2 separate regions of the Homo sapiens genome follow, and region 1 is linked to region 2. A link is an interaction called in ENCODE POLR2A ChIA-PET data of the cell type or tissue named here. Cell type or tissue: Panc1. All regions are shown on one strand. Links, peaks and the distances in the headings refer to the core of each region. The heading gives the core; the rest is flanking DNA. Region 1 overlaps LOC100506023 (a long non-coding RNA gene). Region 2 overlaps RC3H1 (ring finger and CCCH-type domains 1).

Evidence for each region. ChIA-PET counts read pairs that join two places held together with the same protein. Peaks named below come from ENCODE experiments on the same cell type or tissue, not always from the same donor. Only the 100,000 strongest peaks of a DNase experiment are listed, where the experiment ranks them.
Region 1: POLR2A ChIA-PET joins it to region 2 with 6 read pairs; 2 of 35 experiments call an interaction of 5 or more read pairs at or near these places.

Annotation. Positions count from the first base shown.
Region 1 is chr1:173,458,482-173,474,297 of GRCh38, forward strand. It overlaps LOC100506023 (a long non-coding RNA gene), which reads right to left. Exons shown (of 3, transcript NR_037845.1): 2 at 3,843-3,973. PRDX6-AS1 (PRDX6 antisense RNA 1) reads right to left here and starts at 2,881. Exons shown (of 2, transcript NR_125960.1): 1 at 1,897-2,881. RefSeq lists an enhancer at 1,611-2,110. In Panc1, for the core only: no CTCF peak of the experiment used is centred there; no DNase peak of the experiment used is centred there; H3K4me3 peaks cover 502 bases; H3K27ac peaks cover 447 bases.
Region 2 is chr1:173,925,121-173,940,936 of GRCh38, forward strand. RC3H1 (ring finger and CCCH-type domains 1) reads right to left here. Exons shown (of 20, transcript NM_172071.4): 20 at 5,964-13,751. The coding sequence ends at 13,601. Among named protein-coding and RNA genes, the nearest start is that of SERPINC1, 16 kb to the left of the region's middle. In Panc1, for the core only: no CTCF peak of the experiment used is centred there; no DNase peak of the experiment used is centred there.

The sequences.
Region 1 (15,816 bases), core at 13,189-15,688, 460 kb before region 2:
AGGGAAAAGAGAAAAGACCTTTAGAGCTTAAGCAGATAAGGGGTGATGGACATCATACATAGATCAACAAACAAGTAGAGAAAGGCATGTACATAGATAATATTTGTTGTATCCTTTATACAGAAAGAACTCACTCTTTTTAAACAGCCATGAAGCAGTAATAAACATTTATCAAGGACTAAGTCACAAATAAAATCTCAAATATCTAAAGGTACAGATCACATGGTAATCAAACAAGAAATCAGTATGAAAAAGACAGCAAACTCAATCTAATTACATGGACATTATAAAACAGTTTTCTAAACAACTCTTGGATTAAAGTGGAAATCAGTACTAGAACACAGACTGTTTGAAATTACCAATGAAACAACACTCCATTTCAAAGCTTATGGGATACAACCAAAGTCTTAACTCAAAGGAAAATTCAGAGCTTTCAGTGATCTTCTTAATATATACGGAAGATTGAAAGTAAATGATCTAAGCACCCAGTTCAAGAAAGTTTAAAAAAATTAAAAAAAAAAAAATAAGCCAACAGAGAATAGGAGAAACTAATAAAAATAAAATTCAAAATTAATGAACTAGAAAGCATGGCAAAACAAAATTGCATAGACCTGGTAAATAAAGCAATTGTTTTATTTTGTTTTTGTTTTTAGAATACAACATACAAACCATTAATAAGTGTGAACAAGAAAAAAAGAGAAAGAAAATGCAAATATCTACAACAAGGAAAGAAAAATAATTCAGCATTAAGAGATTTTTAAAATTCTAAAATTCCAAATACCCACCAGTAAATTAGAAAATCTACATGAAATAGACAAATTTTTAGCAAAATGCAGATTACTAATATTAGCTCATGAAGAGAGGAAATTATCCCAATAATCAAAGAAAAACTTGAAAATGCAGCAAAAGCTCTAACTTCAAAAAAAGCACCAGTTCCAGTTTGTTTTATCAGTAAGTTCTAATACATCATAAAGAACAGATAATTCCTGGATTATTTAAACATTCGGCCAGTACAAACTATGAAAAACTTCCCAATACACTTCACTGACAAATTTAATTCTGATACTAAAGTATACTAAATACTAAACAATAGTAAAAATAAAATACATATTGGGTTATTCTTAAAATCCAAAGTCAAATATTAGCAAGTCTAATTAAGAATGCTTTTGACAGCAAGTAACAGAAACCCTGACTCCAATTATCTTTAAAAATGAGGGTATTTCTGAACTCAACAGAAATCTAGAAGTAGGATAAGTTTTAGGATGGGTTGTGGTTTAATTACGTTATTAAGAACCCAGGGGAGGGGGGCCAAGTTGGCCAATTAGAAGCAGCAGCTGTCTGTGGCACTCAGGGAGAGGAAGAAAGGAGCAAGTGAATATAGCACCTTCAACTGAAATATCCAGGCACTCACACTGGGACTGATCACAGAAACAACTCGACCCATGGAGAAGAGAGAAAAGCAAGGTGGGGCAATAGCCCACCTGGGAGCAACATGAAGCCAAGAGAACTCCCACCCCCAGCCAAGGGAAGCAGTGAGTGAGTGTGCAACCCCAGGAAACCACGCTTCTCCCACGGATCTTTGCAACCCACAGATCAGGAGATCAGTGCACCCACACCACCTTGTGCACCCACATCACCAGGGTCTTGGGTCCCACACACAGAGGTGTGTTGAGTCTCAGCAGAGCAGCTGCTCAGGCATGCATAGAGATCCAGGAACTTTACATATTCCGGCCCCAGGATCCCCAACAGAGGTGTCTGTAACTCAGGCAAGGTGGGAGGTCTGTACATACCCCTAGGAAGGGGGCTGAATCCAGGGAGCCAAGCAGCATCAATCTGTGGGTCCCACTTCCACAACACCTCACAAAATAAGACCTACTGGCTTGGAATATAGCCTACCTGTGATGGGACAGAGTCCCCAGTGGGAGGGGTGGGCTGCCATCTCTACTGTTTGGTTGACTCAGCCATTTCAGTCTATGGGCTTCGGAGAATCCATATGGTTCAAACAAGGAAGGGTCTTCCCAGAACACTACAGCGGCATTGCCTGAACGTGGCCAGGTTGCTTCTTTAAGTGGGGCCCCAATCCATTCCTCTTCACTGGGAGGGACCTCCCAACCGGGGCCTCCAGCCATCTCTGCCTGTATTCCACAAACGGATCCTGATCTCTTTCTGGAATAGCATGCCCGAGGGGAGGCGAGGAGGGAAGGAGGAGGGGAGGGGAGGAGGGGAGGAAAGGAGGGCCACCAAGCTGGCTGTTTGAATGACTCAGCCATTCCAACCAGTGGGCTTTAGAGAGTCCAAGCCAACAAGGGCAGAAGCAGTTTCCCAGCACAACAAGGCTGTTCTATTGAGGCATGGCCAGATGGCTTCTTTAAGTGGGACCCTGATCCACTTTTCCTTGACGGGTAGATCATGCCAGCTGGGGTATCCAGCCACCCCCGCCCATGTTCTGTGGCCAACAGACTTCTAATTTTTCCCTGGGACAGAGTGCCCAGAGGGGAAGGCGGGCCACCAACTTGGCTGTTGGGCACCTCAGCCAGTTCAGCCTGTGGGCCTCGGAGAGCCCAAACCAACAAGGGGCTGATGGGATCCCCAACACAGCACAACTGCTCTATCAAAAACAGCCCAACTGCTTCTTTAAGTGGATCCCTGATCCCGTTCCTCCTGACTAGGTGAGATGTCCCAACTGGGGTCTCCAGCCACCCCCTACATACTGTGTGCTCATGCTGGCAACAGGACAGTACCGCCCTGGGATGGAGCTTCCAGGGGAAGGGGCAGGCTGCCATCTTTGCTGTTTCATAGCATTCACTGCTGATACCTCCAAGTACAGGAAAAACTGAGGCAACCAGGGTGTAGAGTGGACCCCCAGCTAACTGCAGCATCTGTAAGGAAGAGTAAACAGACTGCTAAAAGAAAAAGATGAAAAAACAAAACAATCCATGAAAGCGCCATCCAAAGGTCAGCAACCTCAAAGATCGAAGATAGATAAGCCCACAAAAATGAGAAAGAATCAACGCAAAAATCTTGAAAATTCAAAAACCCAGAGAGCCCCTTTTCCTCCAAATGATCACAACACCTCTCCAGCAAGGGCTCAGAACTAGGCTGAGCCCAAGATGACAGAAGTAAGCTTCAGAATGTGGACAAAAGCCAATTTTGCTGAGCTAAAGGTGTATGTCCTAACCAAAGGCAAAGAAGCTAAGAATCATGATAAAACAATGCAGGAGCTGACAGCCAAAACAGCCAGTATAGAAAGGACCATAACCGACCTCACAGAGCTGAAAAACATACTACAAGTACTCGCAATGTAATCCCAAGTATTAATAGCAGAATAGACCAAGCAGAGCAAAGAATCCCAGAGCTTGCAGACTATCTCTCTGAAATAGGACAGGTAGACAGGAATAGAGAAAAAAGAATGAAAATGAATGAATAAAACCTCTGAGAAATATGGGTTTATGTAAAAGGACCAAACCTACAACTGATTGGGGTACCTGAAAGAGACAGGAAGAATAGAACCAAGTTGGAAAACATACTTCAGGATATCATCCAGGAGAATGACCCCAACCTAGCAAGATAGGCCAACATTCAAATTCAGGAACAAGAGAACCCCAGTAAGATAACTATTCAAGAAAATCATCCCTAAGATATGTATCAGCAGATTCTCCAAAGTCAAAATGAAAGAAAAAATGTTGGCTGGGCACAGTGGCTCATGCCTGTAATCCCAGCACTTTGGGAGGCCAAGGTGGGTGGATTACTTGAGGTCAGGAGTTCAAGACCAGCCTGGCCAACGTGGTGAAACCCTGTCTCTACTAAAAATACAAAAATTAGCCAGGTGTGGTGGCACATACCTTTAGTCCCAGCTACTCAGGCTACTCAAGAGGCTGAGGCAGGAGATTTGCTTGAACCCAGGAGACAGAGGTTGCATTGAGCTGAGATCGTGCCACTGCACTCCAGCCTGGGTGACACAGTGAAACTCCATCTGAAAAAAAAAAGAAAAAAGAAAAAAATGTTAAGGACAGCCAGAAAGAAAGACCAGGTCACCTACAAAGGGAAGGCCATCGGACAAGCATTGGGCCTCTGAGTGGAAACCCTACAAGCCAGAAAAGATTGGGGGCCAGTATTCAATATTCCTAAAGAAAAGAATTTCCAACCCAGAATTTCATATGCAAACTAAGTTTCATAAGCAAAGGAGAAATAAGATCCTTTTCAGACAAACAAATGCTGAGGAAATTCATCACTACCAGACCTGCCTTACAAGAGCTCCTGAAGGAAGCACTAAATATAGAAAGGAAAAACCATTACCACTACAAAAACACACTGACATACCAATGATACAATGAAGTATCCACATAAACCTGCAAAATAACCAGCCAGCATCATGATGACAGGATCAAATCCACACATAAAAATGCTAATCTTAAATGAAAATGTGCTAAATGCCTCCCAAAAAAAGATACAGAATAACAAGCTAGATAAAGAGCCAAGACCCATTAGTATGCTATCTTCAAGAGACGCATCTCACGTGCAAAGACACACATAGGCTCAAAATAAAGGGATAGAGGAAAATTTACCAAGCAAATGGAAAACAGAAAAAAACAGGTGCAATCCTAGTTTATAACAAAACAGACTTTAAATCAACAAAAATCAAAAAAGATAAAGAAGGCCACTACATAACAGTAAAGGGTTCATTTCAACAAGAAGAGCTAACTAACCTAAGTATATATACACCCAATACAGGAGCACCCAGAAAAAGAAAGTACTTAGAGACCTTCAAAGAGACTTAGACTCACACACAATAATGGTGGGAGACTTTATCACCCCACTGACAATATTAGGCAGATCATTGAGACAGAAAATTATCAAAGACATTCAAGACCTCAACTCAGCTCTGGATCAAGTGGGCCTGATAGCTATATACAGAACTCTCCACTCCAAAACAACAGAATATACATTCTTCTCATCGCCACAGCACTTACTCTAAAATTGATCACATAATTGGAAGTAAAACACTCCTTGGCAAATGCAAAAGAACTGAAAACATACCAAAGAGTCTCTCAGACCAAGGTGTAATCAAATTAGAACACAAGATTAAGAAATTCACTCAAAACCATATAACTACATGGAAAATGAACAATCTGCTCCCGAATGACTTTTGGTTAAATAATGAAATTAAGGCAGAAATCAAGAAGTTCTTTGAAACCAATGAGAACAAAACTACAATGTCCAGAATCTCCAGAATGCAGCTAAAGCACTGTTAAGAGGGAAATTTATAGCACTAAATGTCCACATCAAAAAGCTAAAAAGATCTCAAGTTAACAACCTAACATCACAACTAAACAAACTAGAGAAAAAAGAGCAAACCAACCCAAAGTTAGCAGGAGACAAAAAATAACCAAAATCAGAGTAGAACTGAAGAAGACAGAGACATGAAAAACCCTTCAAAGAATCAATGAATCCAGGAGCTGGTTTTTTGAAAAAAATTAATAAAATAGATAGACTGCTAGCTAGACTAATAAAGAATAAAAGAGAAAAGATTCAAATAAACACAATCAGAAGTGATAAGGGTGATATCACCACTGACCCCACAGAAATACAAACAACTATCAGAGAATACTACAAACACCACTATGTACATAAACTAGAAAAATCTAGAAGAAAAGGATAAATTCCTGGACACATACACCCTCCCAACACTGAACCAGGAAGAAACTGAATCCCTGAATAGACAATAATGAGTTTGGAAATTGAAGCAGTAATAAATAGCCTACCAACTGTTGGGAAAAAGCTGAGTGTTGGGAAGAAAGCTGAGGCAGGGCTCGCATGTCTGCCACAATGTCCTCTGGAATGTGTCTAGACTTGCTGGCTCCTTGCTTCTAGCCCTCCTAGGCTCCTAGTTCGATTGTATCTTCATTATCTCAAGTAGCAGAACATGTTCCTTATAAATGCCAAACCATCACAGCTGTAGATCATGCACCTGCTCTTCTGACCTCCACATTCTCACCACCTGTTTCTCTGTTGGATTACCAATAAATAGCATGGGCTCCCAGAGCTCAGAGCCTTCACAGCCTCCATACACTAACAATGGCCTCCTGGTTCCACCTTTCTCCCTCAAACTGTCTTTTTCTCAATCCTTTGACTCTGCTGGACTTTGTCACCCCCATGACCTGGTGTTGGGTCTGATCACCCCAACACCAACAAAAAAAAAAAGCCCAGGACCAGACAGATTCACAGGTGAGTTCTACCAGAGGTACAAAGAACAGCTAATACCACTCCTACTGAAACAATTTAATATTCAAAAAGATCGAAAAGGAGGGACTCCTCCTAACTCATTGTATGAGGCCAGCATCATCCTGATATCAAAACCTGGCAGAGATACAACAAAAAAGAGAAATTTCAGGCCAATATCTTTGATGAACATCAGTGCAAAAATCCTCAACAAAATACAGGCAAACTGATTCCAGCAGCACATCAAAAAGTTTATCCACCATGATCAAGTTGGCTTCATCTTTGGGATGCAAGGCTGTTCAACATACAAAAATCAATAAATGTTAAGTTATCACATAAACAGAACTAAAGACAAAAATCACATGATTATCTCAATAGATACAGAAAAAGTCTTTGATAAAATTCAACATCCCTCATGTTAAAAACTCTCAATAAACTAAGTATTGAAGGAACATGTCTCCAAATAATAAGAGCCATCTATGACAAATGCACAGCCAATATCATACTGAATGGGCAAAAACTGGAAGCATTCTCTTTGAAAAGTGGCACAAAACAAGGCTGCCCTCTCTCACCACTCCCAGTCAACACTGGAAGTTGTGGCCAAGGCAATCTGGCAAGAGAAAGAAATAAAGCATATTCAAATAGGAAGAGAGGAAGTCAAACTATCTTTATTTGCAGGTGACATGATCCTATATCTAGAAAACCCCAATGTCTCAGTCCAAAAGCTTCTTAAGCTGATAAGCAACTTCAGCAGTCTCAAGATACAAAATCTATGTGCAAAAATCACTAGCATTCCTATACACCAACAACAGGCAAGCTGACAGCCAAATCCCATTCACAATTGCCACAAAAAGAATAAAATACCTAGGAACAAAGCTAACCAGGGAAGTGAAGGACCTCTTCAAGAACTACAAACCACCACTCAAAGAAATCAGAGAAGACACAAAAGAACAGAAAAACATTCCATGCTCATAGATAGGAAGAATCAATATCGTGAAAATGGCCATACTGACCAAAGTAATTTATAGATTCAATGCTATTTCTGTTAAACTACCATTGAGATTCTTCACAGAATTAGAAAAAAACTATTTTAAAATTCATATGGAACCCCAAAAGAGCATGAATAGACAAGGCAATTGTAAGCAACAAAAACAAAGCTGGAGGCATTATGCTCCCAAACTTCAAACTATACTACAGGACTACAGTAACCAAAACAGCATGGTACTGGTACAAGAACAGAAACATAGACCAATGGGACAGAATACAGAATCCAGATATAAGTCTGCACACCTACAACCATCTGATCTTTGACAAACCTGATGAAAGCAAGCAATGGGAAAAGGATTCCCTATTTAATAAATGGTGCTGGAGAACTGGCTAGCCATATGCAGAAAATTGAAACTGGACCCCTTCCTTATACCATATACAAAAATTAACTCAAGATAGATTAAAGACTTACATGTAAAACCCAAAACTATAAACACTTCAGAAGAAAACCTAGGAAATATCATTGAGGACACAGGCATGGGCAAAGATTTCATGACAAAGACGCCAAAAGCCAAAATTGACAAATGGGATCTAATTAAACTAAAGAGCTTCTGCACAGCAAAAGAAACTATCATTGGAGTGAACAGACAACCTACAGAATGGGAGAAAATTTTTGCAATCTATCATCTGACAAAGGTCTAATATCCAGCATCTATATGGAATTTAAACAAATTTACAAGAAAAAAACAAACAACCCCATTAAAAAGTGGGCAAAAGACAAAACAGACACTTCTCAAAAGATGACATAGATGTGGACAACAAACATGAGAAAAAGCTCAACATCAGTGTTCATTACAGAAATGCAAATCAATACAACAATGAAATACCATCTAACACCAGTCAGATGGCTATTATTAAAAAGTCAAAAACAACAGATGGCTGGGGAAGTTGTGATGAAAAAGGAACACTTTTACACTGTTGGCGGGAAAGTAAGTTAGTTCAACCACCATGGAAGACAGTGTGGCAATTCTTCAAAGACCTAGAGGCAGAAATACCATTCAACCCAGCAATCCCATTACTGGGTATATACCCAAAGGAATAAAAATCATTCTATTATAAAGATACATGCATGCATATATTCATTGCAGCACTATTCACAACAGCAAAGGCCTGGAACCAACCTAAATGCCCATCAATGATAGACTGGACAAAGAAAATGTGGTATATATACACCATGGAATACTATATAGCCATAAAAAGGAATGAGATCTTGTCCTTTTTAGGGACATGGATGGAGCTGGGGGCCATTATTCTTAGCAAACTAATGCAGAAACAGAAAACCAAATACCACATGTTTTTACTTACATGTGGGAGCTGAATGATGAGAACATATGGACACGTTGTGGGAAGCAATACACACTGGGGCCTGTCAGAGGACAGGGCATGGGAAGAGGGAGAGCATCAGGAAGAATAGCTAATGAATGATGGGCTTCATACCTGGGTGATGGGATGATCTGTGCAGTAAACCAACATGGCACACATTTACCTATGTAACAAACATGCACATGCTGCACATGTACCCCTGAACTTAAAATGAAAGTTGGAAATTAAAAAAAGAATCCATCCTTTCCATCTTCCTGGTCTGTCATTCTTTGTGTTATTTCATTCCTGGTTAGGTAGCAACATGATTGCAATATTTCCAAGCATCCAGACATGATTTCCAGAAAAAGATGAAACACTAACTCTTTTAGATTTCTACTCAGGAGCCAAAGACACTTTTCGCAGAAGTTCACCTAGCAAGCGTCATTGCTTACTAGCAAGAGTTGGATTACATGCTCATAACTGAACCAACCCTAATCACCAGAATGGAGTTGTTTTAGACCAGCTCATCAGCATCTCCTGGAGGACTTGTTAAAATATACATTGCTGGACCTCATCCCCAGGGTTTCTGACTCAGTAGGTCTGGTATGGGTCTTGATACTCTGCATTTCTAATAAATTCCCCAGTTACATTAATACTGATTATCTTGGACCAGTCAGGACTATCTCTAGAGCTGGAAATGAGGTCGACTTCCCCAAGACAGCTAGCTACACCGAGAATGGATACCTGAACACAGCAGTGACTCTATTAGAAAATAAGGAAGTATAAATGGATGTGCAGCAGCCTCCATGCTAATCTAAGAATCTATTAATAAAACCGTATTACCAAATAGGATTTAGCCTAAGAATACAAGGTGATTGAACATTTAGAAATGTATTCATGTATTACACTAATAGATTAAGGAGAAAAGCTTCATGCTTTGTGTTACTAAAGGCCAAAAGACATTTGATAAAATTAAAAATCCATTCCTGACTTGAACTCAGTTTCTTCAGCTTTAAAATGGTGGTAGGGGGGTTGGAGATAGGGTTTGTATTATATGACCTCAAAGTTCCCTTCCACTGTAAAGATTTATGACTCTAACACTCTGCAGTGACCACTGGATAAGTTCTCCATAAAGAACATTTTGATGAGCCAAAATGTAAAAACTATATTATTTTTATCACTAAGTAATGCCCAACTGATCTTCTCAAACACTCAATATTCTTTTCTCCCTCCCTGAACCTGGGTGTGGCTCACACACGAGTGAAGAAAGGGTGAGGCCGAGACTCTGTGAAATGGAAAGGGTGTATGTTGAGCACATTATCTGGTAAATTTTTTTAAATTAAAGTATAGTGGTCTATTTTTAGGCTACATCAAAATGACTCCCAGTCAAAACTTCAGGGATCCTTTATAGTCTGATGGCTACTTACTAAAAGGCAAATATCCTGAGGGAAGGATCTTCAGGAAAAGCACTAACATGCACTGAGAGATCACCAGTGTATTAGTCCGTTCTCACGCTACTAATAAAAACATACCTGAGACTGGGTAATTTATAAAGGAAAGAAGTTAATTACTAACAGTTCAGCATGGCTAAGGAGACCTCAGGAAACGTACAATCATGGCAAAAGGAGAGGCAAACACATCCTTCCTCACATGGCAGCAGCAAGGAGAACTGCAGAGCAAAGTGGGAGAAAAGCCTCTTATAAAACCATCAGATTTTGTGAGAACTCACTGTCACAAGAACACCATGAGAGTCCCTCCCACAACATGTGGGGATTATGGGAACTACAATTGAAGATGAGATTTGGGTGGGGACACAGTCAACCATATCAACCAGATACCAGGCTAGTCAAATGTACCACTTGCTGCAGGGATGTCAACTATCTCAATGAGTGAATATGTAAAGAATTTTGTAGAGTAGAGAATCTCAAAGATGTCTACCATCTCTGGGTGGGCTATCTACTCAATCACAGCCAGAGGCTATGGGCTATCAATCGTTCAATGAACCTCTACACCCAGGATGCATCTAAACAAAGGTTTTATAAAGAAAGCCTGATCTCAACAATGTTTTTCATGTAAGAAGAACCTTCCTGGTAATTATAGTGATTTTAACAATTTAGCAACATTGACTGAAACTTCCTGAAGTTTGTTTTGAAACACTGGAGTGAGCTTTTTGAACAATTCAGGAAAATAATAGTTCATATACAACTATTCTAATGTACACACAGTGGCAATTTCTTTTTCTTTTCTTTTCTTCTTGTTTTTTTAACCTTATTGAAGTACTGCAAAATACACAGAGAAAACAGCAATTATCTTAAATATACAGTTTGATTAATTTTTACAAACTAAACACATGTAATAGCCAGTATCCAGATCAATGGTCCTGTGCAATCACCAAGTAGCCAGCTTTCTTTATGAGGGAGTGTAGGCACACTTGTAGTCCTAGCTACACAGGAGTCTGAGGCAGAGGATACTTGAGCCCAGGAGTTGGAGGCTGCAGTGAGCCAAGTTAATGCCACTGCACTCCAGCATGGGTGAAGTGAGGTCCTGAATCAAATAATAACAATAATAATTTACTACTCCAAAATCCCTCTGAGAGTTATTTCTCATTGTAGCATTTTATTAGCTGTTGTCTTTCATTTTCACTCCTACATTTCCTACTTTGATTTCTCTCCAGATTGTAGAAGTCCTGTAGTAGATATAATAGGGAGTAGTAGATATAATGACAACATTAAACATGATTGATATGGTTTGACTGTGTCCCCACCCAAATCTCATCTTGAATTTAACTCCCACAAGTTCCACAGGTCACGGGAGGAGCCCAGTAAAAGGTGAATGAATCATGGGGGCAGGCCTTTCCTGCACTGTTCTCGTGACAGTGAATGAGTCTCACAAGACCTGATGGCTTTAAAAATGGGAGTTTCCCTGAACAAGCTTTCTTTTTGCCTGCCACCATCCACGTAAGATGTGACTTGCTCCTCCTTGCCTTCCACCATGATTGTGAGGCCTCCCCAGCCATGTGGAACTGTAAGTCCATTAAACATCTTTCCCATATAAATTACCCAGTATCAGGTATGTCTTTATCAGCAGTGTGAAAATGAACTAATACAGTAAACTGGCACCAGTAGAGTGGGGCACTGCTGAAGAGATACCCAAAAATGTGGAATCAACTTTGGAACTGACTAACAGGCAGAGGTTGGAACAGTTTGGAGGGCTCAGAAGAAGACGGGAAAATATGGGAAAGCTTGGAACTCCCTAGAGACTTGTTGAATGCCTTTGACCAAAATGCTGATCATGATATGGACAATGAAATCCAGGCTGAGGTGGTCTCAGATGGAGATGAGGAGCTTGTCGGGAATTAGAGAAATGGTGACTCCTGTTATGTTTTAGCCAAGAGGCTGGCAGCTTTTTGCCCCTGCCTAAGATATTTGTGGAACTTTGAACTTGACAGAGATGATTTAGGGTATCTGGCAGAAGAAATTTCTAAGCAGCAAAGCATTCAAGAGGTGACTTGGATGCTGTTAAAGGCATTCAGTTTCATAAGGGAAGCAGAGCATAACAGTTCAGAAAATTTGCAGCCTGACAATGTAATAAAAAAGAAAATCCCGTTTTCTTAGGAGAAATTCGATCTGGCTGCAGAAATGTGCATAAATAACAAGAAGCCAAATGTTAATACCCAAGACAATGGGGAAAATGTCTGCAGGGCATGTCAGAAGTCTTCACGGCAGCCCCTCCCATCACAGGCCTGGGGGCCTAGGAGGAAAAAACGGTTTCAGGGGCCAGGCCCAGGGTCCCCATGCTGTGTGCAGTCTGGGCACTTGATGCCCTGTGTTCCAGCTGCTTCTTTTAGCCATGACTAAAAGGGGCCAATATACAGCTTGGGCCATGGCTTCAGAGGGTGCAAGCCCCAAGCCTTGGCAGCTTCCACATGGTGTTGAGCCTGTAGGCACACAAAAGTCAAGAATTGAGGTTTGAGCACCTCTGCCTAGATTTCAGAGGATGTATGGAAATGCCTGGATATCCAGGCAGAAGTTTGCTGCAGGGCCAGGGCTGTCATGGAGAACCTCTGCTAGGGTAGTGCAGAAAGGAAATGTGGGGTCAGATCCCCCACATAGAGTCCCTACTGGGGCACTGCCTAGTGGAGCTGTGAGAAGAGGGCCACCATCCTCCAGACCCCAGAGTGGTAGATCCACCAACAGCTTGTACCGTGTGCCTGGAAAAGCCACAGACACTCAACACCAGCCTGTGAAAGGAGCCAAGTGGGAAGCTGTACCATGCAGAGCCACAAGGGTGGAGCTGCCCAAGACCATGGGAACCCACCTCTTGCATCAGCATGACCCAGATGCAAGACATGGAGTCAAAGGAGATAATTTTGGAGCTTTAAGTTTGACTGCCCTGCTGGATTTTGGACTTGCATGGGGCCTATAACCCCTTTGTTTTGGCCAATTTCTCCCATTTGGAATGGCGGTATTTACCCAATGCCTGTAACCCCATTGTATCTAGGAAGTAACTTGCTTTTGACTTTACAGGCTCATAGGCAGAAGGGACTTGCCTTGTTTTGGATGAGAATTTAAACTGGGGACTTCTGAGTTAATGCTGAAATTAGTTAAGACTTTGGGGAACTGTTAGGAAGGCATGATTGGTTTGAAATGTGAGGACATGAGATTTGGGAGGGGCCAGGGGCAGAATGATATGGGTTGGCTGTATCCCCACCCAAATCTCATCTTGAATTGTAACTCCCACAATTCCACACGTGATGGAAGGAACCCAATGGGAGGTGACTGAATCATGGAAGCAGGTCTTTCCTGCACTGTTCTCATGATACTGAATGAGTCTCACGAGATCTGATGGTTTTAAAAATGAGAGTTTCCTGCACAAGCTCTCTTTTTGCCTGCCACCATCAACATAAGATGTGACTTGCTCCTCCTTGCCTTCTGCCATGATTGTGAGGCCTCCCCAGCCATGTGGAACTATAAGTCCATTAAACCTCTTTCCTGTATAAATCACCCAGTTTCAGGTATATCTTTACCAGCATCATGAAAACGAACTATTACGATGATAAAGAAAAGCAGTGGAGAGATTATCAGCCCCACTCACTGAAGGTTGACAGGACTGCCTTAATGATATGTACAGGTTACTGTGCCCAAGCTTTCTTTATTTCTGAAAAGACAATCAAATCTAACAAGAAAGTTTATAGAGTTGAAAAAAAACACAATCTCACCATCCTAACATTAATTTTAGTTTTATATGTCTCCTCCCATTGGTACAGGGATTTTTACCTAGCTCTAATTACAGTCATGCATCACTTAACGATGGGGATATGTTCTGAGAAATGTGTCATTAGGCAATTTTGTCATTGTGTGAACATTATGGAGTGCACTTACACAAACCTAGATGGTATAGTCTACTACATACCTAGGCTACATGGTATAGCTTATTGCTCCTACGCCTCAAACCTGCACAGCACATTACTATACTGAATACTGTAGGCAATTATAACACCATGGTAAATATGGCTCAAGCCTGTAATCCCAGCCCTTTGGGAGGCTAAGGTGGGAGGACTACTTAAGCCCAGGAATTTCAGACCAGCCTGGGCAACACAGGTTAGGAAGACCCCGTCTCTACCAAAAATAAAACAATTGCCCAGGTATGGTGGCATGTGCCTGTAGTCCCAGCTACTCAGGAGGCTGAAGTGAGAGGACTGCTTGAGCCCAGGAGCTTGAGGCTGCAGTGAGCTATGATCACACCACTGCACTCCAGCCTGGGTGACAGAGCAAGGCCCTGTCTTAAAAAAAAAAAATGAAAAAAAAAAGGATAAAAAATGGTACACCTATATAGGGCATTTACCATGAATATAGCTTGCAGGACTGGAAGTTGCCATGGGTGAGACAGTGAGTGAGTGGTGAATGAATGTACTGTAGACTTTATAAACACTGTACACTTAGGCTACACTAAATTCATGTGTAAAAATTTCTTTCTTCAATAACAAATTAACCTTACCTTACTATAACTTTTTTACTTTATAAACTTTAAAATTGTTTTAATGTTTTGACTCTTCTGTAATAACACTTAGCTTAAAACACAAACACATTGTATAGCTATACAAAATACTGTATTTTCTTTTTTATATTCTTATTCTATAAGCTTTTTTATAATTCTAAAAGGTTATTGTCTTTTGAAACTTTTTAAACTTAAAAACAAAGACATAAATGCACACATTAGCCTAGGGCTTCACAGGGTCAGGATCCTCAAGACATCACTATGCGAAAGGAATTTTTCAGCTCCATTATCATCTTATGAGACCACCGTAGTATATGTGGTCCAATGTTGTATCACATGACTGTATAACTAGAGACATCTTGCTCTTTTACTCCCAGCTGTGGACAAACAAGAAACTTTGCTGTTGTGGCTGCAGGAAGGCGACCCAATGTTTCTCTAATACTTTGTACAACGTAGTCCTCATGCCCACTATGTGTAACAGGTCACAAATATTCATTAATAAAATATAGTCAAACCTTTAGGAGTTCACAATCTAGTGAGAGAGACAGGCATCATGGTGCACTGTTGTTTTTCCAAATGCCCATTGCTAATCTGTTCATTTTATTCTTCTGTCAAAGCAGTAAAGACAGAAGAGAAGATGTGAGTCATCCCAGAGTCACAGCCCTCTGGAAATGCCTGAAATCCATTCTTTCCTGTCCCTCAGATTACTGTAAGGACTTCAAGGTTCTCTCCGACCCTTATAGCTGTATGAAAACACTTTTTCTGATAGGAGAGCCTCCACCCTCTCTCTAAGGAAAGTAAATCCTTTCTTAGTCAAGCTCTCCCTTTTCCACACTCCGGTCTTTCCCTGGAATGTCTCCTCTGTCCTTCCTCCCCTCCTCCTTTCCCATTATACATCTCACTAACCCTCAGGAAAATAGCTTTAAAATTTTCCCTCTGGAATGGGGCCCAGTCCACAGAGCACCTACCTTTGGTATAAGTCAGATGTTAAACTCAATTACCTACGAAGGCCAGGCAGAACAGCGTTCTTCTGACTTTGTTTGCATATTAAGTTCATGGAACATTCTCTACTTTCACAAAGAAACATGATCATTTTTTTCTTGAAATATACAGCCCTTAGTTAAGCTTTCATTTGCACAGTTTTGACAGATAAGAATGCAAGAACTATTTCTTTTTCCTCCCAATTCTACTCTAATGTTAGTAACTGGCAGAGGACCTTCTGAGTAACAGAGAACATTGCCCTCTAAAAGG
Region 2 (15,816 bases), core at 8,822-11,321:
TATTAGAAAGAGATAGACATCTTAAGAACTTTTATCACAAAAAAATCAGTTTTTGAAAAGGACTCCCTACTTCTGTGTGGCACTGTTTTTCTCAATTCTGAGTGAAAAGATTGGAAGGCTTGTGCTTTGCTGTGTTAGGAGTAGGTTCAAGGAACCATGAAGAGGAGAGAACATAGCAGTTGATTACCCTCTCTTTTTTTAGTACTTCCTTCAAGATCAGTGATAAAATTCCTCTTTCCCTAGCCCTGCTTCCAGTTCAGTAGTAACTTCCATGAGCAGGTAATTCAGCAGGTCCATGTCCATTGCCTCATACCCTGGGCTGTTCTGTTCTTTCCTTTGGACTCAAGAATAAGACCTTGGCAGGGAAGAGATAGGACCCAGCTTCTGCTGTGGTTACTGAATAACTCAAAGCTTAACCCTTCCATGGAAATTTGGCAAAACATTTAGCACAAAAAGCAGTCTCCAACTCCCTTGGGTTCCCAGTTTACTAGGTGAACATGACATTTTAATTAAGGTGAAATTAAACTTACCAAAATAAATCCTACATTATCATTTAGCAGCATTTAGCTGAGGCTCTCAAGGCATCTCACTGGAATTTGCCCAAATCCTCCTGTTAGAAAGTTCAGTTTTGGCTTCAGGGAAACCAAATCAAAACAGCAAATATTTATTGAACATGTCCTGTTGAATGTACCAAGTACTTGATAAACATTCATGTTTGAAAAAATCCAGGTCCAGAGTAGTTCTGCTAACTTAATAACAGGAAATATAGCACTTTAAATTCCTCCCAAATAGAAAGTTTAGATTATCAAGTAAGGTGAAAAATGCTTACTCATCCAGAAGAATTGACACCTTGTATGAACAGAAACATTGGACAAGGCTATTCTTTGGAGGCTGAGCAAGAGAGAGTTGTGTGGGGTCAAAGCTTGTTGCTTTTATATTAGTTTGGGAAGTTGTAGGTGGTGAAAGAGAAACAGCAAAGGGAGGCTGGGTGCGGTGGCTCACGCCTGTAATCCCAGCGCTTTGGGTGGCCGAGGCAGTCGGATCACTTGAGCTCAGGAGTTCGAGACCAGCCTGGCCAACATGGCCAAACACCGTCACTGTGAACAAAAAAGTAGCCAGGCGGGTGGCGCATGCCTGTAGTCCCAGCTACTTCAGGAGGCTGAGGTAGGAGGATTACTTGAGCCTGGGAGGTTGAGGCTGCAGGAAATTAAGTATGGGTTAAGGAGATGCATCACTGGTGCCAGGCTGACAATAGGTAGACTTGTGGACTTAATTTAGGTATCACCTTGACTGGATAAAGGGATACCTAGAAACCTGATAAAGCATTATTTTGGATGTGTCTGGGAGGGTGTTTCCCAAGGACATTTGTGTGTGAGTCTGAGTGGACTAGGTGGAGAAATCTCTGAGAGCCGTGACAGACTTTTCTTCTGCTGCCTTGGACATTAGAACTTCAAGCTCAGTGGGGCACGGTGGCTCACACCTGTAATCCCAGCACTTTGGGAGGCCGAGGGGGGCGGATCACAGTATCAAGAGATTTAGACTATCCTGGCCAACATGCTGAAACCCCATCTCTGCTAAAAAAAAAAAAAAATACAAAAATTAGCTGGGCGTGGTGGTGTGCGCCTCTCGTCCCAGCTACTCAGAAGGCTGAAGCAGGAGAATTGCTTGACCCCAGGAGTCCGAGGTTGCAGTGAGCCGAGATCGCACCACTGCAGTCCAGCCTGGTGACAGACCGAGATTCCGTCTCAAAAAAAAAAAAAAAAAAAAAAAAAAGAACTTCAAGCTCACAGGCCTTTGGACTCCAGGACTTAAACCAGAGACTCGCCAGGTCTTGAGGCTGTCACTTCCCTGGTTCTCAATGTAAAAATGTTTAAACTTCTTCAATAAATGAAGGGGTTTTTTTGTATGTCTGTATTTATGAAAGGTAAAATTTCTCAAGATCTCAGGTTTTGGGACGACTGTATATGCAGTGGTGACCCATTGTGTGTGTGTGTGTGTTTGAAGCAGGGTCTCACTCTGTCATCCAGACTGGAGTGCAGTGGCAAAATCATGGCTCACTGTAGCCTCAACCTCCTGGGCTTAAGCAATCCTCCTGTGTCAGCCTCCCCAGTAGCTGGGACTATAGGCACAAATCATCATGACCAGCTAATTTTTCTATTTTTTGTAGAGACGAGGTCTCCTTATGTTGCCACACTGGTCTCTAACTCCTAGGCTCAAGTGATCCAGCTGCCTCAGCTTCTCAAAGTGCTGGAATTACTGATGTAATTCTGCACTCAGCAGTGTAAAACTGCACTCAGCTCATTGTAGTTTTTGATTGATTTCATCAACTCTTGGAGTTGTCTGCCACTATATTTCATATGACTGCGATTATAATGCTGGGTACAATAACCAACCACAGTAATATGCATTTATACATTTTGCTTTTTGACCTACTTATAAATATGGTTTGTCTGCTCTTAACTGTTACATCCATGTGACTGTTATTATATCCGTGTTTGTTAAATACAAATGTATCATTGCCTATTTTATTATGTAAATTGGCCTATGAAGTATTGTCTTTTTTTTTTTTTTTCTTTTTGAGACAGGGTCTCAGTCTGTCGCCCAGGCTGGTGTGCAGTGGTGTGACGATGTGATCATAGCTCACTGCAGTTTCTATTTCCTGGGCTCAAGTGATCCTCTCGCCTCAGCCACCTGAGTGGCTGGGACTACAGGGATGCACCACACTATGGTTTAGTAGACACAGGTCTTATTGTTGCCCAGGCTGTCGTGTTTTCCTGTTTCTCAAATAAATCTTTTATTATTTTTTTTTTTGAGATGGAGTCTCGCTCTGTCGCCCAGGCTGGAGTGCAATGGCAAGATCTCGGCTCACTGCAACCTCTGCCTCCCGAGTCAAGCGATTCTCCTGCCTCAGCCTCCTGAGTAGCCAGGACTACAGGAATGTGCCACTATGCCCGGCTAATTTTGTATTTTTAGTAGAGATGGGGTTTCGCCAAGTTGGCCAGGCTGGTCTCAAACTCCTGACCTCAGGTGATCCGCCCGCCTCAGCCTCCCAAGGTGCTGGGATTTTAGGCGTGCGCCACCGCGCCTGGCCCTAAATCTCCTTTTAAAAATTTAAATAGGGCCAGGTGCGGTGGCTCACGCCTGTAATCCCAGCACGTTGGGAGGCCGAGGCGGGCGGATCACGAGGTCAAGAGATTGAGAGCATCCTGGCCAACATGGTGAAACCCCGTCTCTACTAAAAATACAAAAATTAGCCGGGGGTGATGGCACGTGCTCCGGGAGGCTGAGGCAGGAAAACTGCTTGAACCCGGGAGGTGGAGGTTGCAGTGAGCCGAGATCACAATACTGCACTCCAGCCTGGGTGAAAGAGCCAAGCTCCGTCTCGAGGAAAAAAAAAAAAAAGTAAATGCCTTTTAAAGAATTTACATTTTTTTCCCCAAAATTATAACTTTGGAACTTTTGTCTTTCAGAATTTCAATATTTGGGGTTGTCTTTTGGGATTATGATCAGCTCCCAAGAAGCACAAATCTGGTCCCTTCATTCCACTGCTTACTACCCTTCTTTGCATTCCGTTTACTTTCAGAATAAAATCCAAACACTTAAGCACGGTCCACAGGCTTCCATGATCTATCCGGCTGTGCATCTCAAGCCACTGTGTCACTCCTTTTCCTCTAGTCTTAATGAACTCCTTCCAGTTTCCACACCTCAGGCTCTTTCTTCCCTTAGAGAATTCACACGTTCTATTTTCTCTGACCAAGCCTCTTGTCTCCCACACACCTTTCTCCCGCTCCCCCATGATTTTTCAAGTTTTATCTTCAATGCAACTTCCTCAGGAAAGCCTGACCAGCCAGGCAAGGTTAAGTCTTCCTTGGATACCATCTCACTGCTCCTTGCTCTTCTGAGGACAAGTATGGTTGAAAAATTCTTTGGTAATTCTGTTTAGTGTTTTGTCAAGTTCCAGAATTAAAGTTCATTGCGGGTGGAGGCAGTATTTTCTAACTCTTTGTCCTCTACCGGGCTGTGCATATGGGAAGTACTCAATACATTTCTTTAGTAAATACTCAATGGGTATTCAGTGGGTATTTGACAAGTCCACTTTTTATATGGTAGGTGTTCCAAATAAGGGTGGCAGCCATTTACTGAATGAGTCATCTTGCTGGAGGGCAAAGGGGTTTACTAATTGATCACTGAAGATTAGCTGGTTATTGGGATTGAAGCACTAATGGGCATAAAAACCAAATTTCTATTGGTATTTTTGTTTCAGCCCAAGAGGTCAGAATGTACCCTATTGCTTGTGAGCAGGGTAGGCCTAGGTAGGTGATTAAGATGACAGGGCTAGTTTTGTAATTCCCAGTCCAGAATTTATAATCATTCAGGGATGGCTGCAGCAGTTACCACTCCTCATACCCTAAGCTTTCTTTACTATGGTCCCTTCCCTTGAGGTCAGATATACCAATGGACACCTAATCGCTAATTGTTGGTAGGAGAAGTAAATAACCTTCACTGGTAATGTGCATTATTGATTTTTTTTTTTTTTGGAGACGGAGTTTCACTCTTTGTTGCCCAGGCTGGGGTGCAGTGGTGTTAGCTCACCGCAACTTCTACCTCCCGAGTTCAAGCGATTTTCCTGCCTCAGCCTCCCGAGCAGCTGGGATTACAGGTGGCCACCACCATGCCCGGCTAATTTTTTTTTTTTTTTTTTTTTTTTTTTAGTAGAGATGGGGTTTCATCATGTTGGCCAGGCTGGTCTCAAACTCCTGGCCTCAGGTGATCTGCCTGCCTCGGCCTCCCAAAGTGCTGGGATTACAAGGTGTGAGCCACCGTGCGTGGCTGCATTATTTACTTTTTAAAAATATTTAGTTCCTACTTTAAAGGAAATTGCAGCTATTGTGTTATCCATCTTTATTAAAAAAATGGATTTTTTACATAATCATGTTTCACAATGAACGAAAATGCCATTCCTTGGTATCATCTAATGCCCAATACTTAATCAAATTTTCCTGTATACAAAAGTCTTTTGTGTATTTGGTTTGCTAAAATCACCTATGCTGCATTTGATTTTTGTACTTCTTACATTTCTTTTAATCTAGAATAATAGAGTCTCATTCCATTGCCCAGGCTGGTGTAGTGGTGCGATCAAGCATCATAGCTCATTGTAGCTTTGATCTCCTGGACTTTAGCAATCCTCCCGCCTCAGCCTCCTGAGTAGCTGGGACTACACACACGAGCCACCACACCCAACCTCCTCCCTTTTCTTCTTCATGCCATTGAGGTGTTGACTAACGTATGGTCTCTATTAGACAAACTTACTTATATCCACTAACTTCGAGGAATGACTAATGGGTGGGGATTTCAGGACAATCAGAAGTCAGCAAGAATGGGAAGACAAGGCTGGGCATAGTGGCTCATGCCTGTAATCCCAGCACTTTGGGAGGCTGAGGCGGGCAGATCGCTTGACATCAGGAGTTTGAGACCAGCCTGGCCAACATGGTGAAACCCCATCTCTACTAAAAATGTAAAAATTAGCTGGGCATGGTGGCGCAGGCCTATATTCTCAGCTACTTGGGAGGCTGAGGCAAGAGAATTGCTTGAACTGGGGAGGCAGAGGCTGCAGTGAGCTGAGATTGTGCCCCTGCACTCCAGCCTGGACAACAGAGCAAGACACCATCTCAAAAAAAAAAAAAAAAAATGGAAAGACAAAAAAACATTTTGCATCAGGAAGTTACCATGACAAGTCCTTTTCACTTAAGCATAAAGATGGTCCTAATTTTCAGAAGCGCCATAAAAACCGAGACACTGGATGTTAGCCATTGAATCTCATTGAATTGATGCTAGTATCTCAGAACCACTACCCTCACTCCTAATGTGCAATCACTGTGTGACAAATGAAGGAATATGACTGTAGCTTATTTAAGATTGGACTAATTCCTGTGATGTCCACACAAAATTGGCTACTCCAAGTATGTGTTTGCTCATGCAGATTAGCCATTTCTTTATTTTTCACCTAAAAAAGCCCCCTCCATTAAAAACGTGTAAGAAAGTAATCTCAAGATTAGAATAAGATGGCACACACTCATTTACAAAATACACACGTTCCTCATTAATTTATCATTTAATATAAATGCTGACAGAAAGCAGATAAAGACCTTGTAGACATTTTCATATATTTACAATCCAAAAGGTGAATCACCTCCTTCTACTTGTTAAAATAAATCATTTTATCTGCAACTCATGGGAGCCTTAAACACTAATTAGGAGCAACATGAGGCTGAGTCAGTTTCCAAGGTAATAAAGGAAATAGCATTTTAACAAAATGGGCATCTTTGATATAAACATGCACACAAATAATACAAAATTGAGAAAGATGGCCCTAGTACTCTCAAAAATCGGCAACAAGTGGGAACATGTACTTATTTAGACCCAGAGTTCTGCTGCCCTAAACATCTTCCTACTACTATTTCTTTTTTTCCACCACACTTGTTTTGAAAGCTGCTTAAAAATCAGAAATATTAAACAGATTAAAAACAAGAGAAAAACGGTCTATTTCAAATAGGGTTCTTTTTCCTACTCCAAAAGAACTCTCAGGAGATAAGGTCTTCAAATAAGACTTCACGGTTTGCCAGATCCTAAGGAATTATTCACAGCCTGTGAAATTCCAATCCATTTGTCTTCACCATTCCAACCTATTTGTCTTCACTTCTCTTTTTAAAGTTGGAAACACTTGGAAAAAGTAAAATTTCACAAAATTCAGCAATTAAAAAATCAGCTGTCACTTTAAGGCTCAATTTTTTTTTTTCCTGAACAGGGGGGTGGAGGCAGGCAAGAAAGAATAGGGAGCTGTGGCAATAAAAAAACAAAAAAATGCAAGAAAACTTTAAAAAATGGTAAGTCTACCACTGATTTATAAGAGCAGGAGTATAAATTCTATCCAAAAGTGTAAGTGATTTCACTTACAACCTGACTCAAATCTCATGGGCTCCTTTATTAACCAAGATTATTTTTGTCTTGTTAAATATACCTCTGCAGGGCACAATCACTTACAATCAATACGATTGGTAAATTACACAAGCTCTATCCCAAGCAAATATGCACCAATGTTAAAAAGTTATTTTTTTAAAAAAAACAAAATAAAACAAAATAAAATCCACCCAAAAAGGTGATAATGACTGCAGAATGTCTCGGGGAGACTGATATGAGCCTAAAGACCAAATTACCATAGTCAGAGAAAAAGGGCAGAAGGGGTAACAAGGGGAAGACACCACAAACACGAAGAGGAATCTCAAAACTGGAAAATGTTTAAGTGGGTGAAAGGTTTTGTTCATTACCTTAATTCACTTTTTCCATTGTTCTTGTACCAAAAAGTCATAGATTAATCATAAAGAAAGATAATGAGACCTGTGGACTAATTAATTTTTTTAAAAAAGTTCCTTTTATTCCCAGGAAGCAGGGAAGAGGAAAAAGGATGAACAGGGGAGAAGTGTGAAAATTTAGGCCAACGATCCATCTGGAAAAAATAACTCTCAAGACAGTGTCTTAGTTGAATAGAGGATGTAAAAACGATAAGCAAAAGCTAAATGCCTTTAAGTCAGAGAATTATTTTATGGGGTAGTTCAGATATTATAAGAATGACAGCCAATCAATGGAGAAAGATTACACAAATAAATGGTGATTAAAAAAAGGCAAATAATAATAATAATAATAATAGAGCAACCAATTATTCACCCAATAGTTTGTTTCCAATCTTTTTCTTGACTCTTTCATACACTCACTGGGGTGGGGGACCACCTGACAGTTTCCAGTTATAAGATGACTCTGAGTGTACAACCTAAAATGGATGCCAAAGACTTGTGAGCTCTGTCTGCTTAGAGTTAGAACAGAAACAAAAACAAATCTGAAACAGTAAGACCTCAATACAAGAAAACAAGTCACCTTATCTAGTATAAAATAAACATTAGGATAACAAACTCCACAGGATTTTATTTTTCTAAATACACATTTTTGGACACGATATTATGTTGAGGTTTAAGTTCTTCCCCCTTATTGTGCCTTATTTTCTTGTGAAAATAAAGTTCGTTCTCTAGGGATGTTTCAGGGATAAAGTTTAGGAGAAATTCAGTGTTTGGCTGAAAATCCAGAGGCTCTGAAAACAAGGATTCCAGTGGTGAGGTAAGTCCCTTTATTACAATAAGATTTCAAAGGGCTCTTTACCCACTTTGTTCAGTGCAGTATTGAAAACATACCTATTAGGAATAGATTTATTATTAAAAGGTGTTACTTATTCCTGGTGGTGATAGTCTTACTCTTTATTAACACTATAGCTAGTATTACTTATCAATTATAATCTATTACTTGTGGAAAGATCTTTAGTGAACACAGAAATAAAATCTTAAAAATTCAAATCTTAAGATTTACTTGCTACAATTAATAGTACCTTTTGACAAAAACAGCTTTCTTCTTGAAGTGGCTCAGAAAAGCTAAATTGAGAAAATGTTTAATAGTAACTATAATCAACCTACAACTCCCAATAAGTCATTTCAGCAGGAAAATTTCATAAACCTGAGCTGAAGCAACAAATAAATATAAAAATCATAGCTGTCCAAGGTAGAAAGGTATGAATGTGGATCAGCAAAATGGGCACTCAGGTAAAATGATGACAGTAGTAGACTGCTTGCTTGTTTAGGTGCTAATGATGAAAGTAAAATTTGCTTTAGTTTAGTAGGTCTAATTTTTCTTAAAAGGATAGGCAGATTTTTCAGGGGAAGAGATCACCTTGCAACACTGTAACCATATCATCAGTTAAAAATTTAACACACTTAGACTCTTATTAGGGGGAAAAAATCTAAGTAAACACTGCAGTTAATTTCCAGGTAGGTTATTAATCTCTCCTAAAAAGTAACTGGGCCATTCCTTTCAATGACATATAAATCGTTACAGGTGCTTTTTACAGATAGATTTTACAAATAAAACCTTTACTCAATTATTTAAAACGAGCAAAAAGAGAGTAGAAAAATGGTGAGACTGCTACCCACCACCATTTGTATGTAAGTGACAGCAACTGAATACTTCTTTACTGAGACGAATCCTTTTTTTTAGTGAAAGTATTTTGTCTTGAATTTTAACAATCTGTACATGTACTGACTATAGTTAGTTATTTCTCACCAGTCACATACTCAAGAATTCTTTTACTCAGACCCATGACTTGACCACAGTGATAGCAGAAGCTGGGGTGGGCACAAATGCTTATACACAATATTACAAAAGACGACATTCACTGGCTTAGAGAAACTGATGAATTTTCATTACTTTTACATTTTATAAGGCTAGCTAACTTTAACAGTTAACTTTAGATAAATCTACTTACACAGTACAATCAACTCACAAATACTAAAAGGTTTCATGATCAAAATGGCTACTACTTCCCCCAAAACCAAAACAGAGTAAAGCACAAGTCTTTGGCTCTCCTTTAAAGAAAACAGCAGGTTACCATTCTTAACCAGACCTTTGTTTGCCTACCAGTAGGGCAAATACCACATTTGTGCATCACTGAGTAATAACACCATTAGAAAAGGCAACTTCACAGAAGTTATTGGCTAAGCGAATTCATTTGAATGCTCTGTTTTGAGGCAGCAAACTGTCACTGTTGCAGATTGGGGAGGGCAGTGGGTAAGTCAAGGGGAAATTACAGGGTGGAAAAAGGTCAAGAAAAAAAAAGACATATATGGAAAAATGTAAACTTTGAGCTCCATCCCTGAAGAACTCTGGAAAGTCTGATGGAGTTATATACTCAAAGTAGCAAATGAGAATCATACCAATATTCTTTTAGGCAAAAGAAATACATGGGAAAGAATAGAAGGGAAGGGAAATAAGATGGGAGAAAGGAATCACCAACATTAATGCTGTACCAAACAATTTTTTAAATACATTCTGAGTAGTTGAATATTTGTAGTTGGCATTAGGAATAATGTCTTATCAATATCTAGAATACTACTACTAGAAATCTAGCTAACTCTTCTTTTAATTAGAAAAGTAATAAGGAATGGATCTTTGGTCACTTCAGCCTCTGTACGTTATCTAAGACAGGACAGTTACTGGACTTATCTTATGACAAAATTATATATAAATTAGGCAAAAGAGCTACATATAAACCAGAAATGGAATCTAGATGTCTTATTCTCAGTTCTTCTACCCTTTCCTAGCGACTCCTTGAAAAAAGAGTAAGTCAAAATACTTTTATATTTCTCGCTATAAATAAAATTCCCTCACCTATGTATGAGTGAACACAATGCTTATTACTCCTACCTTAACCCATTCAAAATTGTTCATCTCAGATATCTGATTTTTGCTTTGGAATTTAGTGAAATACAAATAAAGTAATATTTAGAAGAAACTAATATTTTAGTAAGTAGAAAACATAAAAACTGTATTTCCTATCTGGTTTCATCTTTGTCTCTAAAAAAAAAAATTAAAAAGCCAGAAGCAATTAATACCTTTTCAATTTTGATTTTAAAAAAGTAGTTACAGAGTCAAGCAGTTATGCCCAAATATGCCATTTGTCCTTACAGGCTCATGATATCACAGAGAAAAGGAAAAGGAAAAAAAGCAAAAAACAAAAAACAAATTTTGGGGGTGTTAGTGAATTCCTAAAACCGCTGATGAGCACTAGGAAAGCTGCAAGAATTTCCATTAGGTAAGGTGGAATGACCAATTTAAAATACATTATAGGCACAATGGGACAATATACCATCCTTCTGCCTTTCTGCCCAACCAGATTAGCTCTAGAGTGTAGGACCATGGAGGGGTACAGCTTGAATTCAGGTTACAATTAAAGAGATTTTTTTTCCCCCAAATGAAAATACATGAAAAGAGAAAGATACTATTTTAAGTCAAGTTTATACAGTGACTTTTCTGGTTTTGTTCAGAACAGGAATACTGTATAAATTAATCCCTGCTCCTGCCTACTTCACAGAATCAAAATGGCAAAAGCCAAGAACAAGTGTATTTAAAGGAAATGAGAACAAGAATAACAGAAACTGAGTTACTAAGGGGTTTCAACTGATATCCAAAATGAATCTTTACTTTTATTTTAAACTTAAACAAAAATTAATACCCACAAATTATCTTCTAATACAAGAATCATTCTGAATTCCAAAGTGAATCAACTGCTTCTAAAATTTAGGATGATCTGACATACCCAAAGGAGAAGATCAGTCCAAATCTGCTTATAAGAAGGTTGTAGTACAAAAATTAGCTGGACGTGGTGGCGCGTGCCTGTAGTCCCAGCTACTCAGGAGGCTGAGGCAGGAGAATCGCTTGAACCCGGGAGGTGGAGGTTGTAGCGAGCCGAGATCAACCCACTGCACTCCAGCCTGGGCAACAGAAGCAGACTCCCTCTCCAAAAAAAAAAAAAAAAAAAAAAAAAGAAGGTTGGAGGCCAATAATGTTGCCTTTTACTGTTATGCAGAGAAATGAAAAATCTTGGGACTCTGTCAGACATACAAAAGTTTCTTTCCTTCTCCCAATAAACAATAGGCATTTAAAGTGGAAATGTAAAAGGGTTTTAAGTAAAAGTCAAAAAGCAAACAAAAGCCAAAAAAAAAAGAAAAAGCATACATATATATATATATATATATATATATATATATTTTTTTTTTTTTTTTTAAAAAAAGAAGACAAATGTATAAGAAAACTGGAAAAAAAAAAAGCCTCACCTTCATTCAGTGCTTCTACCACCTCCCAATCGGTCAATTTATCGCAACAGCTGCGCTCATGCGAAAAAATCCTTAAAACATACCCAATATATATACAGATATAGCTATGTATATATGTATATATATAATATATATATAAATTTTTATTTAAATAAAAAAGAAAGCTCGAATCCCAAGCCAATATGTGTATATCAAATCCTTGACCAGCCAGGTCTGTAGGGCATAATCAAATTCAATGTGAAATAGTATATAAACACGGTGCCTTGACTGGGCAAATTAAATAATTGCTACTCAAAAGAGTGTTCTGTTTGGACTCTCCTACTGGTAGGCAATGGCAGGACTGTATTACCCTTCCCACCCCCACCACCCATTTGTTTAAGTTAACAGTATGATGGACACAGAGCTTAGACTGAGGTTGTTATGACCTCAGCAGGAGTTAAGGGTTAAGAAAATAAGAAACAAGAAAAATATAAACTCTTGTTTTTACTCAACCAAAGCAATGTAGTAACTTATTACATAACCAGTGCTTTCTAATTTAGTAGTAAAATACAGAAAGGGAAACTGAAAAAAATCAGGCAAATAGAGGAATGGAGAGGGCAACTATATCAAACAGTCCCCACTAAACACGTTTTATAGGGTCTTAGTTAATTAAGCACAGACACATGGCATCAGAATATGTGCAGCAGAATTAAAAAAAAAAAAAACCTTACTCTTTTCAATATTTTCATGAAGAAACATTTGCAACATTGGACAGTTAAGTCTATGAAAAATGACTTCAAACTATTTCCTACCTACTTATACTAATGATTCTGAGCAACAAGTGATCAATTCATAAACTATCCTTAAGACTCAATCAGTTCACAAGTAAAACAAAACATCCATTAAAATAATGTGGCTCTATTCATTTTAAGTTCAAATCAAATGTTGCAGTTTTAAAACATAGTTGATTGTCCTTGTTTTTTAGCATCCTATGATGTCAGCAAAAGTTTAATTTGAAAAGCACTGCTTCAAATTTCCAACCATGAGCTGAACGCAGGCGAAACACCAAACATGTATTTTCAGTGCTAGTAAGTTACAGTTAATTCTTGATCAACATTTAAATCTAATTAAACACTGAATCAGCTTTCTGATTATATTAAGAGAATGCAAATGATCCTTAATATGAAAATGAGGACTTCAAAATTGGTAATTCTATTTGAAAAGTTGAAAATAAAAACAAGAAATAAAACCCTCCCAAACAAACAAAAAGCTTCAATGTCAAGAAAAATATACGTATCCAATGAAGCTAGTGATCTAGAAAGGGATAAAGAATTCCAAATAACAGCTCTGGGAAAAGTTGGTTTGCTGCACATTTTCTAATAACTCAGTCTAGTACTGTCTGTTTCTCAAGCACCACAGAATTCTCTGAAAGCTGACATTTTTGGTCTGTTTTAAGTTTATGGGGTGGTGAGAATTGATAAGGATTGGGGGTGAGGAATTATACAAATTATACACTGGGTATGTAATACCAAAATACAAGAAAACCTACTTCATTAAGATCATACAATTAATCAAACAGAGTGTATATATAATATCTTTTTTTTTTAAAGCCCTGGATCCAAGGCGTCCAAAGTTATTAAAATAAAGTTCATTCACAGAACAAAAACAAATTTAATCTGAATTGCTTGCAGATACTGCTAATTTTCTTTTTCTTTAAATTAAAAAAATGCATTAATGTGAACTATGTGCAGGGTTTGTTTTTAGTAGTGGTGTTTGTGCACATTGCCTCTGGTGAATTTCCTGGATTTCTCTGACCGCTCTTAAGAGAAAAAGTTTAGAAGTTATGCGTTCTCCTACCCCTATGCCCGACAAACTGATTAGGAGCAGAAGATAAAAGTAGGACTCCTCATATTTTAAGGAGCAGAACTGGGAGTAACTCCTGATCTCTGGGAGTCATTATTATCCCCTCCTCCCTCAGGGTCCTCTGACAGGTTCAGAGAGCTGGTCTTGTTTGATAGGAGGCTGATATTCTCTTGTGTCAAGGCTGATCCATTTGGTACATCACTGCTGACATTTTAAAATTTTGAAAAAGGAGAGAGAGAAAAATGATTACTACAATAAAATCAACAGGGGATATAATTTAGCATGATTGAAAATATATAAATGGCTTCCACATTTTAATCTACAGCCCCTTATCCATGTTTTAGCACACAGTTGGCAAACTAAAGCTAGCCAGGTGCGTATTTTTTTTTTCAGGTGCATATTTTTGTAACTAAAGTTTTATTGGAATATAGCCTGGTCATTTGTTTAACGTATTATCCACTGCTTTCAAACCACAGAGCAGAGTTGAGAATTGCGACAAAAACTGTAAGGCCCGTATCTTAAAATACTTACTACCTGGCCTTTAAGAAGAGTACTTATCCCTGATTTAGCAGGTTTGCTACTACAAGAAATAATTTTGAGCTCATGCCTATAATCCCAGCACTTTCGGAGGCCAAGGCAGGTGGATCACTTGAGCTCAGGAGTTGGAGATCAGCCTGGCCAACATGGTGAAACCCTGTCTCTACTAAAAATACAAAAATTAGCCTGGTGGTGTGTGCCTGTAAAAACCTACTAGGGAGGCAGAGGCACAAGAATCACTTGAACCTGAGAGGCAGAGGTTTCACTGAGCCAAGATCGCACCACTACACTCCAGCCTGGGTGACAGAATGAGATTTTATCAAAAAAAAAAAAAAAAAAAAAAAAAAAGCCAGGCATGGTGGCTCATGCCTGTAATCCCAGCACTTTGGGAGGCCGAGGCGGGTGGATCATGAGGTCAGGAGTTTGAAACCAGCCTGGCTAAGACACTGAAACCCCGTCTCTATTAAAAATGCAAAAACTAGCCGGGTGTGGTGGCACGCGCCTGTAGTCCCAGCTACTCGGGAGGCTGAGGCAGGAGAATCACTTAAATCCAGGAGGCGGAAGTTGCAGTGAGCCGAGATCATGCCATTGCACTCCAGCCTGGGTGACGGAGTGAGACTCCATCTCAAAAAAAAAATAAAAAAGAATCCAAGATAGTGCATGAATTAAAAAAACAGTCAAAATCCAAGTCTGAAAGCATTAGAAATTTTTGTTATATATCATCAGGGGGGCAACTTAGGACTATGCATTCAAAAGCCTCAAAATAGCCTTAGAAAATAATTTAAGATATGCAAACAAAGCATTAATTGTAATACTGTTTATTGTAGGGTTGTTCATGGTAGTTGATATGTATCTTTCCGTATCTACAGAATAATACTGGATGATATAGGATAGACTGAATTAAAAACCAGGGAGATGGAGTGCTGGGTTTGTAAAACTAGCAAGAGGCTAAATGCCCACACACTTTAAAAAGACTGGAAAGAGCCGGGTGCGGTGGCTCATACCTGTAATCCCAGCACTTTGGGAGGCCGAGGCAGGTGGATCACCTGAGGTCGGGAGTTTCAGACCAGCCTGACCAACATGGAGAAACCCTGTCTCTACTAAAAATACAAAATTAGCCAGGCATGGTGGTGCATGCCTATAATCCCAGCTACTCGAGAGGCTAAGGCAGGAGAATCGCTTGAACCCAGGAGGCGGAGGTTGCCGTGAGCCGAGATCGTGCCATTGCACTCCAGCCTGGGCAACAAGAGTGAAGCTCCGTCTCAAAAAAAAAACTGGAAAGATAATATAATACACCAAAATGTTAACAAGAGTTATCTCTGAATATTGGAATTACAGGCAATTTTAAAATTTGCCCTTTTCTAAAATTTTCCATTTCCTAAAGCTAATTTTTTATAATATATTTAAGATGGGGGAGTGACTTTATTTTTTGTTTTTTCTTTTTTTTTACATTGAGCATATAGTATTTTTATAATGTAAAGATATAAGGCTGTATTCGAAATAAATTTAAAAACAAGGGGAAGATGGAAACATAACCAGAAATTTTCCTTTGTTAGGTATTAACAGATAATTCAACCTTGGATCTAAGTTTTGTAACTCCAGATTTATGCAAAAATATTCTTTTTTTTTTTTTGAGACCGTGTCTCACTCTGCTGCCAGGCTGGAGTACAGTGGCACGATCTTGGCTCACTGCAACCTCCTCCTCCCAGGTTCAAGTGATCCTCCTGCC